Linked DNA regions of Mus musculus: regions 1 and 3 are each linked to region 2. A link is a contact called in ENCODE Hi-C or POLR2A ChIA-PET data. All regions are on one chromosome and are shown on one strand. The core of a region is the stretch at or near the end of the contact, and the rest is flanking DNA. Distances in the headings are between cores, read along the strand shown. Region 1 holds the start of Usp11 (ubiquitin specific peptidase 11). Region 2 holds the start of Uba1 (ubiquitin-like modifier activating enzyme 1). Region 3 holds the start of Rbm10 (RNA binding motif protein 10).

Region 1 (3,153 bases), core at 248-2,747, 41 kb before region 2:
CAAAGGATATTCTTTCATAACCACATTACAATTATCACAAGAAATTATCAGTACCAGTATTTTATCTACTGGCCTTTGTCAAATTTCACCGATTTTTTTTCCAATAAAATTTACAGTGAAAGAGAAATAAATTATGAGAAAGAACCCTCATTTTTAAAAATAATTTATTTTTCCTGTGCTAGATCCAAATGAGGATCACGTGTTGCATAGACTTGTTAAACTGCATTAATTCCTTCAATCTGGAACAGTTCTTCAGCGTATGCCTTTCATGACCTTGCCATTTTTGAAGCATACAAACCATTTCTTTCAGCAGGATGTCCATTTATGTAAAACGTTTTATACTATAATCTTTGTAGGTCTTACGATTTTCACAATTAAAAATGAGCAGCAACTCAAGAGAGAAATAGGAACCCGGGGAGCAGTAAATTTTAAGAGGCATTGATTAGCATTTAAAAAAAAATGGTCTAACAAGACAATTTGTTAAAAGCTGTGGATCCCTTTTAAATAGCCATTTCTGATTACAAAAATATTATCACGTGGAAAAAAAAACTCCCCAAATAATCTTTTGTAAACCACCTGCACTTTCTCCTGTTCTAGGAAGGAGACCTTAACTAGAGGGGTATTAAAAAAATAACAAAAACAACAAAAAAAAATACCGCGTCACAATCTTTGCTCTTTTGCAGGCGCCATTTTCTGCCCCAGGCACTGCCCCTCCTCCACAGTTTGCCCCTCCCCAGCCCTTCGCCTTGTTCCCAGGAGCCAGGCACCCTCCCCATACCACACTATTCCGCCCCTCGGCCCACAGCTATAGGCTATGGAGTTGCTCTTCAGCGGACGCCACCAAGCTCGTCGGGTTCACAGGCGCTTCGAGTACTTGTAGGCCGTTCCTTGCAACCGACGCAACGTTTTGTAACACACGCCACGCCCCCGCGTTAAGTACGGAGCCAGCCTCCTTTCCAGGCTCCAGGTTCCAAGACGCAGTCCCCTCTCACCCCCTCCCCAAACGATGCAGTCCCCTGACTCCCACGGCCATCCCCTTCACGCCCCACCCCTATCACAAACCCCATTTTGTCCTTAGGCGGCTGACTGCCCCACTCGGGCCCCGCCTTTTCCCCCAAACGTTGAGATTCATTCACTTAGCACTTCCACGCCCCCTCTCTCCCGCCGGCCCAAGCCCCTTCCCAGCCTCGCACCGCTTCATCCTCAGAATTTGATTTCTAAGTACCCCGCGATACTAACGCCCCCAAGGTCCCCTTGGCCAAGGCTTCATTGAAGCCCAGCCTCACCAGCTTTCGCCAGCTCGCAGTGGACGCTCTCGCCCATTCCCGATTTGGCGCCACTGTTCATCCAGGTCTGGCATTGCCTCGGGCTGTGTGTCTCGGTCCTCAGCAGAGGCCGGGACGGCAGCTGCAGCTGGGTCCGCTGCGACCGCCGCCATCACCGTCTGTCCTCCTCCAACTGCCGACGCAACTGAAGATAGGAAGACGACCCTCAACTGGCACTTCCGGATTCTGTCCCGGAAACGGAAGCAGAGCCCCCCAACAATCAGGGGGCTACTGCCATCTTGGAAACGTCACCATTTGGCGGAAATTGGGTGGTGGTCTGTGGTCTCTGCAACCAATACCAGGGGTTAACTCTCTTGTTTGGAACTAAGACATTAGTGCCTTGTGGAATTCTCTAACACCAGGTGAAATGGTCCTTTGGTGGAGGCCAGAGGTTTCCAAAATGAGCAAATATGTGTTTAGGGCCTCACAAAGGATGCTTAGGGCAAATAGTTGCCCCTTTAACTGCAAACCCATACTATGAAAGCGGCATTTTTGTTAGCCTAACGTGAATTACCTTTCTCATCCATCAAAACCAAATGTATGGGCTAGAGATATGGCTCAGAGGTTAAGGGCACTCATTGCTCCTGCAGAAGAAAGAGTTCAATTCCCAGAACCCACATGGTGGCTCACAACCATCCATAACACAGGTTCCTGAGGATCAGCGGAAATGGACAAGGTACACATATATGAATACAGGGAAAACATTTATATACATGAAATAAAAGGTTTTTTTCTCAAATAGTTTATCATCTCCTGAGAGCCTGAACTAGGGTGTGGCTCTCTGTGTGATTGTCTGTGTGTCATCTGTCTTTTCTATCTTTGAGACAGGGACTTTGCTAAATTGCCCCAGAATTTCCTCCAACTCTATGAAGCCCAGGCTGGCAATTGATTTGCCTTGATCCTCCTTCCTCAGCTTCCAAAGTGATGGAATACAGGCATGCACTTCAACATTCAGCTTCCTGAACTAGAGTTACCAGACAAATCTGTGTGTTTGTTGGAAGCATAACAAATACTGAGTCTGTCCAGTTTAAGTGACTTGCTGGACTTAAATAGTAGCCTTGGGTAGCAGATAACTGTATTGTTTTTGGCCCATGAGTAACAATGTGGGAAACTGAGAGCCAGAAATGTGAAATCATTTGTCCTCAGCTAGGATGTGCCATAGCACGGCAGACCTAGTTCCAGAGCTGTGTCCTTAAACACCAGGCAGATCCTCAAACTGTGGTCACATGCTATCAGCTCAGGAAACCCTCTCAGGAGGTTTCACAAAATCAAGACTTTCTGCAGTATCTTCACTCTCATTTTCATGCATATATAGTGGAATTATTCAGAGGGTATCTTGGGATAACCAATTCATTGAGTGTCCCCAATCTTTAATATAAAGGAAATCTGATGACAAACATGTATGTGAAAACCATTGAACCGGCCAGGGTTTCTTTTGGTGTTTTTTTGAAAGAGTCTCAATTCTGAACATGAAGCTCAGATTGGCCTTGAACTTATGATGATCCCCCTGCCTTAGCCTCCCAAATGCTAGGAGTACAGGATACAGGTGTACCAGGCTCTATGTCAGACTTCAGCACTACTGCAATTTTTTCTTGTGAGAAGTAGCACTTTAGCTGGGCATGGTGGCTCACGCCTTTAATCCCAGCACTCAGGAGGCAGAGGCAGGCGGATTTCTGAGTTCGAGGCCAGCCTGGTCTACAGAGTGAGTTCCAGGACAGAGAAACCCTGTCTCAAAAAAAAAAAAAAAAGAAAAGAAAAAAAGTAGCACGTTAGGGTATTAAGCTGTTCCCTGATCTCTACTTCTAGAAAATGGTGGCAACCATCACAA
Region 2 (3,200 bases), core at 417-2,916:
GAAAGGAAGATGAATTTCAGATAATTTAAGCCTTAAAAGGATTACTAAAAATTAAGCATGGTGGTGTATACCTTTGATCCCAGCACTAGTGAGGCAGAGGCAGGCTGGCCTCTAAGAGTTTGAGACAGCCAAAGCCACACAGTAAAACTCTGTAATCATGATAATATATTACCAAGCAAATACTGCCTAGATCTTCAAATGGAATTAGGTTCCTCTAGTCAATTTTGTGACTCCACAGTAAATAGATGAGGTTTTCTACTCCTGTGGAAGATAAATGAGCCTGTTGGGGAAAAAGGTATCTGACAGTGATAGAGGTTCAGGGAAGTCAAAAGCAAATGCTGAGACTCTCTGAATGATGATGGTACTAGAAACCTTTAAAAAAGACGAGGGCAGATTCTGAGGCCTGTTGTTAGATTAAGGAATCTATAAAAAGAGAAGCTAGAATGCTGGTCTGCCTTTGAAGGCAAAAATTGGGTCTAGAATGAGACCATCGGGCAGATGGGGCTACAAATCAAGAGTCTGAAAGAGTAGATGGCGGCAAGAGATCACTAATGGAGAACTGTGTCCAAACAGGTCCTCCCTGGCGTCTAGTCCCATGAGAGACTAAAGGAAATATACTGGGGTTACGATGGCTGATGGAGAAGACAACAATGCTTCAAGAACAATGAGAACGTGAAAAAGGGGGGCGTCCCTAAAAGCAGGGAGAGTCTCTAAAGGCAGGTGCTTAAAAGAATAAGAATGCCAGGTGTCCACGATGGAGGATGCTATGTCAAAGTGGTATTGGGAGATCTCAAATGTAGGAATGGATTTCCCACGGAAAGGCTAGGCAGAGAGCTTTTCACCGGGTTTAATCCAGATGGCAGCTCTAAGGACAGATAGTATCCTGGGGGGAGGGGAGACTGGATGAAAATGCTAGACAAGGCTCTTCATTCGGAAATGAAGGCCACGCGGACCTTTCCTCAAGCCTGGCCCCTCTTAAGCCATGAGAGCAAATACTGAAGGGCTAGGAAGAGTCTCAAGGGAGATTTTGGGGCAGGTCTTCAAATAGCACACAAGTATGGACGGCTTTCATGAGCAGCGACACCGAATTCCGGTGCCTTTATGGAGACTGTGGGGAGTTCTGATAGGAAATGCATGGCTCAGGATCGGATCAAGATACCTGGTAATAGTGCTGAGCCAGAAGTCTCCAGAAGCTGAGATAGGGGTCTGACGTCAAGGTCAGATTTCGAAGCTCAAGGGAATAGGGGTGGTCCCAGACAGACGTGATCCACCCCACCCCAGGATTTGCACACCCCCACACCCGCTTGCCTAGTGACTCTTAATACCCAGGACACGGCAGTGCACTCAGACATTGGGCTGGCAGAGAGCCAGCAGGGACCCTCCCATACCTCCCAGAGCCCTTGCGCTTCGAGCCAGGTGCAGAGAAAAGCTATTACCAATGCCGGTTCCCCGGGTCGTGCCGCCGCCAACTCCTCAAGGAGCCGAAGTCAAGCTCGGCCGCCACCCTCCTCTTTCTCCTCCTCCTCCTGCCGCCTGGGCCAGCTAGGATCACTGTCGCCTTCTCCTTCCCCGACCGCGGTGGTTGTGGTCTTCCCTGCCACCCTCCTTCACCCCAGCAGCCGACACAAGATGGCGGCGGCAGAGCCCAAGGCCGGAACAAAACCCTGAGCCCCACCCCCAGAAACCCGGATGCAAGAGGACCGCGCCCACTCATGAATCATGTATTTTCCCTGCCCAGTTTGGGACTTCTTTAATTAGAAGGAGAACAGCTCCACCAAGTGGCTCTGGAGGCAGTAACTAGAAAAACAGGTAGAGCAAGAGGCTATGAAATATGAATAAAGAATTACTGCATCTAAGCTGTCAAAGAAATCAAGGAAGGACCTCAAGGCCATTCTTCCCGATCGTGAATCACGAAGCAAGGTTATGGGTTTACTAGGACTAGGCAACCAGAAAGTAGATGTTAAAGCATTACAACCACACCCCATGTTCATGAATAATGAATGATCTTGCAGTAGCTGGGAATCAAGGAGACCAAAGCTATATCGTATTCATGAATAATGCACGAGACTCAGTGAGATGGAACAAAAGAGGCAGGCCTGCCTTATTGCTCCATCTAATACCCAGTAAGCAAGAAACAGGGCTACTGCAGGCAGCACTCCTCTGACTCCTAAATACTGAATGAAGCTGTTGGAGCAGCAGCAGCAGCAGCAGCAGCAGCAGCAGCAGCAGCAGCAGCAGCAGCTCAACTTGAAAACAGAGAGGTCAAGAAAGGTTGTGTCCACCAGGTGTGGTGGTGTACACTTTTAATCCCAGCACTCAGTGGGCAGAAGCAGGAGGGTCTGAGTTTGAGGCCTGTCTGTAGAAGGAGTTCCAGGACAATCAGAGCTACACATAGAAACCTTGTCTTAGGGTGGTGGGGTGGGAACACCAAAAGAAAGATTGCGCCCAAGCTGCGCTTATGTGCATGGTGCTGCATGCCTTTAATCTCTGCACTAGGAAGGTAGAAGCAGGAGGTTCATTAGTCTGAGGCAAGCCTGGTTAACAGGAAACCCTGTCTCAAAAAAATGTACTGGGCTGGGGAGATGACTCAGCGGGTAAGAACACTGACTGCTCTTCCGAAGGTCCTGAGTTCAAATCCCAGCAACCACATGGTGGCTCACTGTAATGAGATCTGACGCCCTCTTCTGGTGTGTCTGAAGCCAGCTACACCGTACTTAGATATAATAAATAAATATTTGGGCTGGAGCAAGCGGAGTTGACCAGAGCGAGCAGGAATCCTAAAAATTCAATTCCCAACAACCACATGAAGGCTCACAACCATCTGTACAGCTACAGTGTACTCACATACATAAAATAAATAAATAAACCTTTTTAAAAAGTACCAATCCCATACAGTTCACGAATTATTCATGAGGTTTGATGGGCAGCCCCCACCCAAAGTGGCCCTGCCTAGCAAGTGGGAATTATGAGATAATAGTCAAGGCACTCACCATACTGGATAACCGTGCGAAGCCCAAGTGAGCAGTCTTTGCTCGTCATCCATGACCACTTAGGGGCGTATCTTGTTTAAGATAAATACTGCTAAATACAAACTCACTAGATGCCTTTGATAGGCAACGATAGTAATGAAACTAATCCAACTTAGCTGGAGATGTAGACTATGGATAAAGCACTTCCCCAACACCCTGGATTCAATTCAT
Region 3 (3,173 bases), core at 360-2,859, 45 kb after region 2:
CATCCAACTTTTGGGACTGCCTTGAGAAGTACAAGATCTGAGAGTGTCATGACCCAACCAGAGATCAAAATTACCCCTGAATCTTTAGCTGCCACCCATTTGTACAGGAACCAAGTAAAGCTAGGCGGGTATAGTACTTGCCCAACGGTAGGTTGCCACAACACCTTTTCTCTTAAGTACCTATTTTCTCTTCCAACTCAAGGATCAGTTAACTTCCCCCAGATGGGGAAAAGAATCACAGGCAGGAACCCCAGTGGATGAGAACCTGACACAAAATGCTCAATGGCAAAAGAATGAGTCTAATTTTGTTGCATACACAGCACAGAAAAGAAACAAAGTTACAGACAAGCCCCCAAAATAGCCAAGGGCCAGGATCACAGGATACCTATAAGAGACACAATTAAACGGATTTCCCTTTGAATATATAGACCTCACTGTTACAGATACAACTCCCAAAAGAAGAAACGCCGGATATATATATTCTCTGCACCCCCTCCCCAAACTAACTAAGTTGGGGTCGATCAGTAACAAGCCTGCTTCCTGATAAGGATCAGAGGTCAGATACAGACCCCAAGGATAAAAACCATATTCACTTTCTTTCTCCGCGCTTGTCACCCTCATTCCCACCACATAAATGAATAGAGGCCGCAGCCAGAGTATTTCCCCGTGGATAGTTAAGTAACAAGGGCAGTCAGCACAACCCTCCTCTAAGAACACCCCCCGCAAAGTCGCAAACACGCGCGTTTCAAAAGATAAAAAGTTCGGTGGGCAAATACAGTAAGTCACAGTACCCCACTCCCATCTGTCTCTCCCTTCCCCCAACCCGCGTGCACCCATCCCGCGTCCCAATCGCGCACGCGCTTTTGCTTTCATAAGAAAAAAGCTGGGGTGGGGGACCATACCCCCTCTTCAGGTGCAGGCTGTGCAGGCATCCCTCAGCTCTGTGCGAACTCCGAGGGTACAGTCCGTCCCCGCGCCTCTTCTATGCACACCGGCCCTCTCCCCCTCCCACGCGCCCAGCTCCTTTACCTCCGATCCCACGACCCGCAACGGCGCTCACCTTCTCGGCCCGGGCTGTCAAGGGAGGGCTCCCAGGCATCACCTCCGCCCGCCACCACCTCCTTCAGAACTGTTAGTTCAAATGGGAGCCAATGCATGCAACTACCAAGTCCAAGACTGGGAGCAAAAAGGAGGAAAGGGGGAGGGGAGACGCGACCGACGCGTTGCCCTCCCAAGGAAACTCGGTGCCACCTCCTCCTAGCCGGCCACAGTCACCAACACAAAATGGCGACGAGAAGAGAGCCGGCGATCCGACCACCATCCACCTACTAAGGGAGCGCGCTCTGGCCGGCCTTGACGATTGGTTGCCGGTCACCATTGGCTGGCCCTGGCATTCTCTGATTGGCAAGCATATGCTACCTCCCCATTCCCTGTGAGAACGGCCCAGGAGTCCAGAAAAAAGAGTAGCTATTGGCTACCCCTAAGAGGCCCGCTCTTTAGAAGCTTGCTGTCCTTTGAAGTTGAAAGACAACTAGAAGCTCCACCTCTTTCCCTACAGGGCCATCTAGATGTCACCGCTTTCTTCTTACGAAGAAAATGAACAGACCTCTCAAAAACAACTCTCTCCCAGACTAACAGAAATGATAACGTTGATTCGGTAGCGACACGGCGTGGGAGGCAAAATAGAGTCCGCACCTCGCCGAACTCGTAAACAAACTTAGGCCGGGGATCTATTTAGCAAGGTAAGGGCGGAGCGACAAAAATCGCGCTGGGATCAACCGCAGCTGCGCACATTGTATTTCCGTCTCCCTCCCCCCCCCCGCCCCCCAGGACTCCGCAGTACAAGCTGTCATGGCGGCCCGACTGTTAAGCTTGTATGGTCGCTGCCTGTCAGCAGCGGGGGCGATGAGAGGGCTCCCGGCTGCTCGCGTTCGCTGGGAGTCCTCCAGGGCTGTAATCGCCCCATCCGGTGTGGAGAAAAAGCGGCAACGAGAACCGACCATGCAGTGGCAGGAGGACCCAGAACCCGAGGACGAAAACGTCTACGCGAAGGTGAGAGGGAGGGGGGAAAACGGGACGCTGTAGGGGCCAATCTGGACCAGGGAAACCAGTGTCAAAGCGGACATTCTCCGGCCCGAGATTTGAGCAGTGGACAAAATCTTCGAATATTCAGAAATTTTGCCTAGCTTGTTTTTCTCTTTCGTTGCCTTATTTGCAGTCAGAAATCACACTGAAAGAGGGCAGCACCCAAAGCATGTTAGAAACTTTATAATTAGGGTAATACTAAACTCTAAGGTAACACGTGCATAATGCCAGGCTGTGCTAGACACTTTGTATCTATTTACTCATCTCAATTCTAAAGTAGCGTGATTTTGAAGTAGGCACTATAACTGTTACTGAAGTAGGCACTGTAACTGTTACAGTGACATAGATGAGGATACTAAAACACAAGTTGCTAGCCCAAGATCACAGCTTGAGTAGGTCATGGAGCTGATTATTTGCATTCAGGACTGAATTCCTGTGCTTTATGGAGAGCAGAGATTCTGGAGTCAGACATCTTGGGTTGAAAATTATTCACTTGTATGACCTTGGACAAGTAATTTAATCTCTTGGTGCCTCGGTTTCTTTGTAAAGTGAGAAAAGTACTAGGAAAGCTAAGAAAAACACACCTGCTTCATATGAGTCAGAATGGTCACTGCAGCTCTTACCACTTACTTCAGAAGTACTCCAAATTAGAAGGTGTTTATTATTGCCATTTCCACTCTACTGAGGATATTGTGAGGTTTGTGTTTTTGAAAAGGCCTAGTATATTCAACATTAACATCTGATTGAAGATCTTAAATTATTATAGGGTCCTATAGAATAAGTGGACCCATAGGAAATTGCCAATATCCAAACATTTTTTTAATCTTTATAAATAGCACTTTCCAAGGATGAAACTTAACAGACAGGGTGAGCACTCCCAAACAAGTACGTGAGGCCAATTATTCATTTGGAAAGAAAGTCAAAATCTTGGATGGGGAGATGGTGATGAATTCAGTGGTGATTAGATTTGGAAGAAGAGCTTTCTAGGCCTCGAGAGCAGCAAATGTCACAGCCCTGTGGTGGGAAGGAATTTCACGTATCCTAAAAGTAGAGAAAGGATTTTAATCAGGGATAAGAGATTGGTTAGA

The links. Hi-C counts contacts between places; a loop is a spot of excess contacts on that map. ChIA-PET counts read pairs that join two places held with the same protein, here RNA polymerase II (POLR2A).
Region 1: a loop to region 2 is called in a map of heart, with 2.2 times the contacts of the local background. The contact joins the promoter of Usp11 here to the promoter of Uba1 in region 2. A Hi-C loop is called at or near these places in 2 of 37 maps with a recorded cell type or tissue (both heart). POLR2A ChIA-PET finds 5 or more read pairs at or near these places in 3 of 5 experiments (Patski and embryonic stem cell).
Region 3: a loop to region 2 is called in a map of heart, with 2.2 times the contacts of the local background. The contact joins the promoter of Rbm10 here to the promoter of Uba1 in region 2. A Hi-C loop is called at or near these places in 3 of 37 maps with a recorded cell type or tissue (gastrocnemius and heart). POLR2A ChIA-PET finds 5 or more read pairs at or near these places in 3 of 5 experiments (Patski and embryonic stem cell).

The regions. Positions count from the first base shown.
Region 1 is chrX:20,702,253-20,705,405 of GRCm38, reverse strand. Usp11 (ubiquitin specific peptidase 11) reads right to left here and starts at 1,497. Exons shown (of 21, transcript NM_145628.4): 1 at 1,287-1,497. The coding sequence starts at 1,438.
Region 2 is chrX:20,661,362-20,664,561 of GRCm38, reverse strand. It overlaps Uba1 (ubiquitin-like modifier activating enzyme 1), which reads right to left and starts at 1,666. Exons shown (of 26, transcript NM_001136085.2): 1 at 1,437-1,666.
Region 3 is chrX:20,615,939-20,619,111 of GRCm38, reverse strand. Rbm10 (RNA binding motif protein 10) reads right to left here and starts at 1,609. Exons shown (of 24, transcript NM_145627.3): 1 at 1,061-1,609. Ndufb11 (NADH:ubiquinone oxidoreductase subunit B11) reads left to right here and starts at 1,493. Exons shown (of 3, transcript NM_019435.5): 1 at 1,493-2,052. The coding sequence starts at 1,852.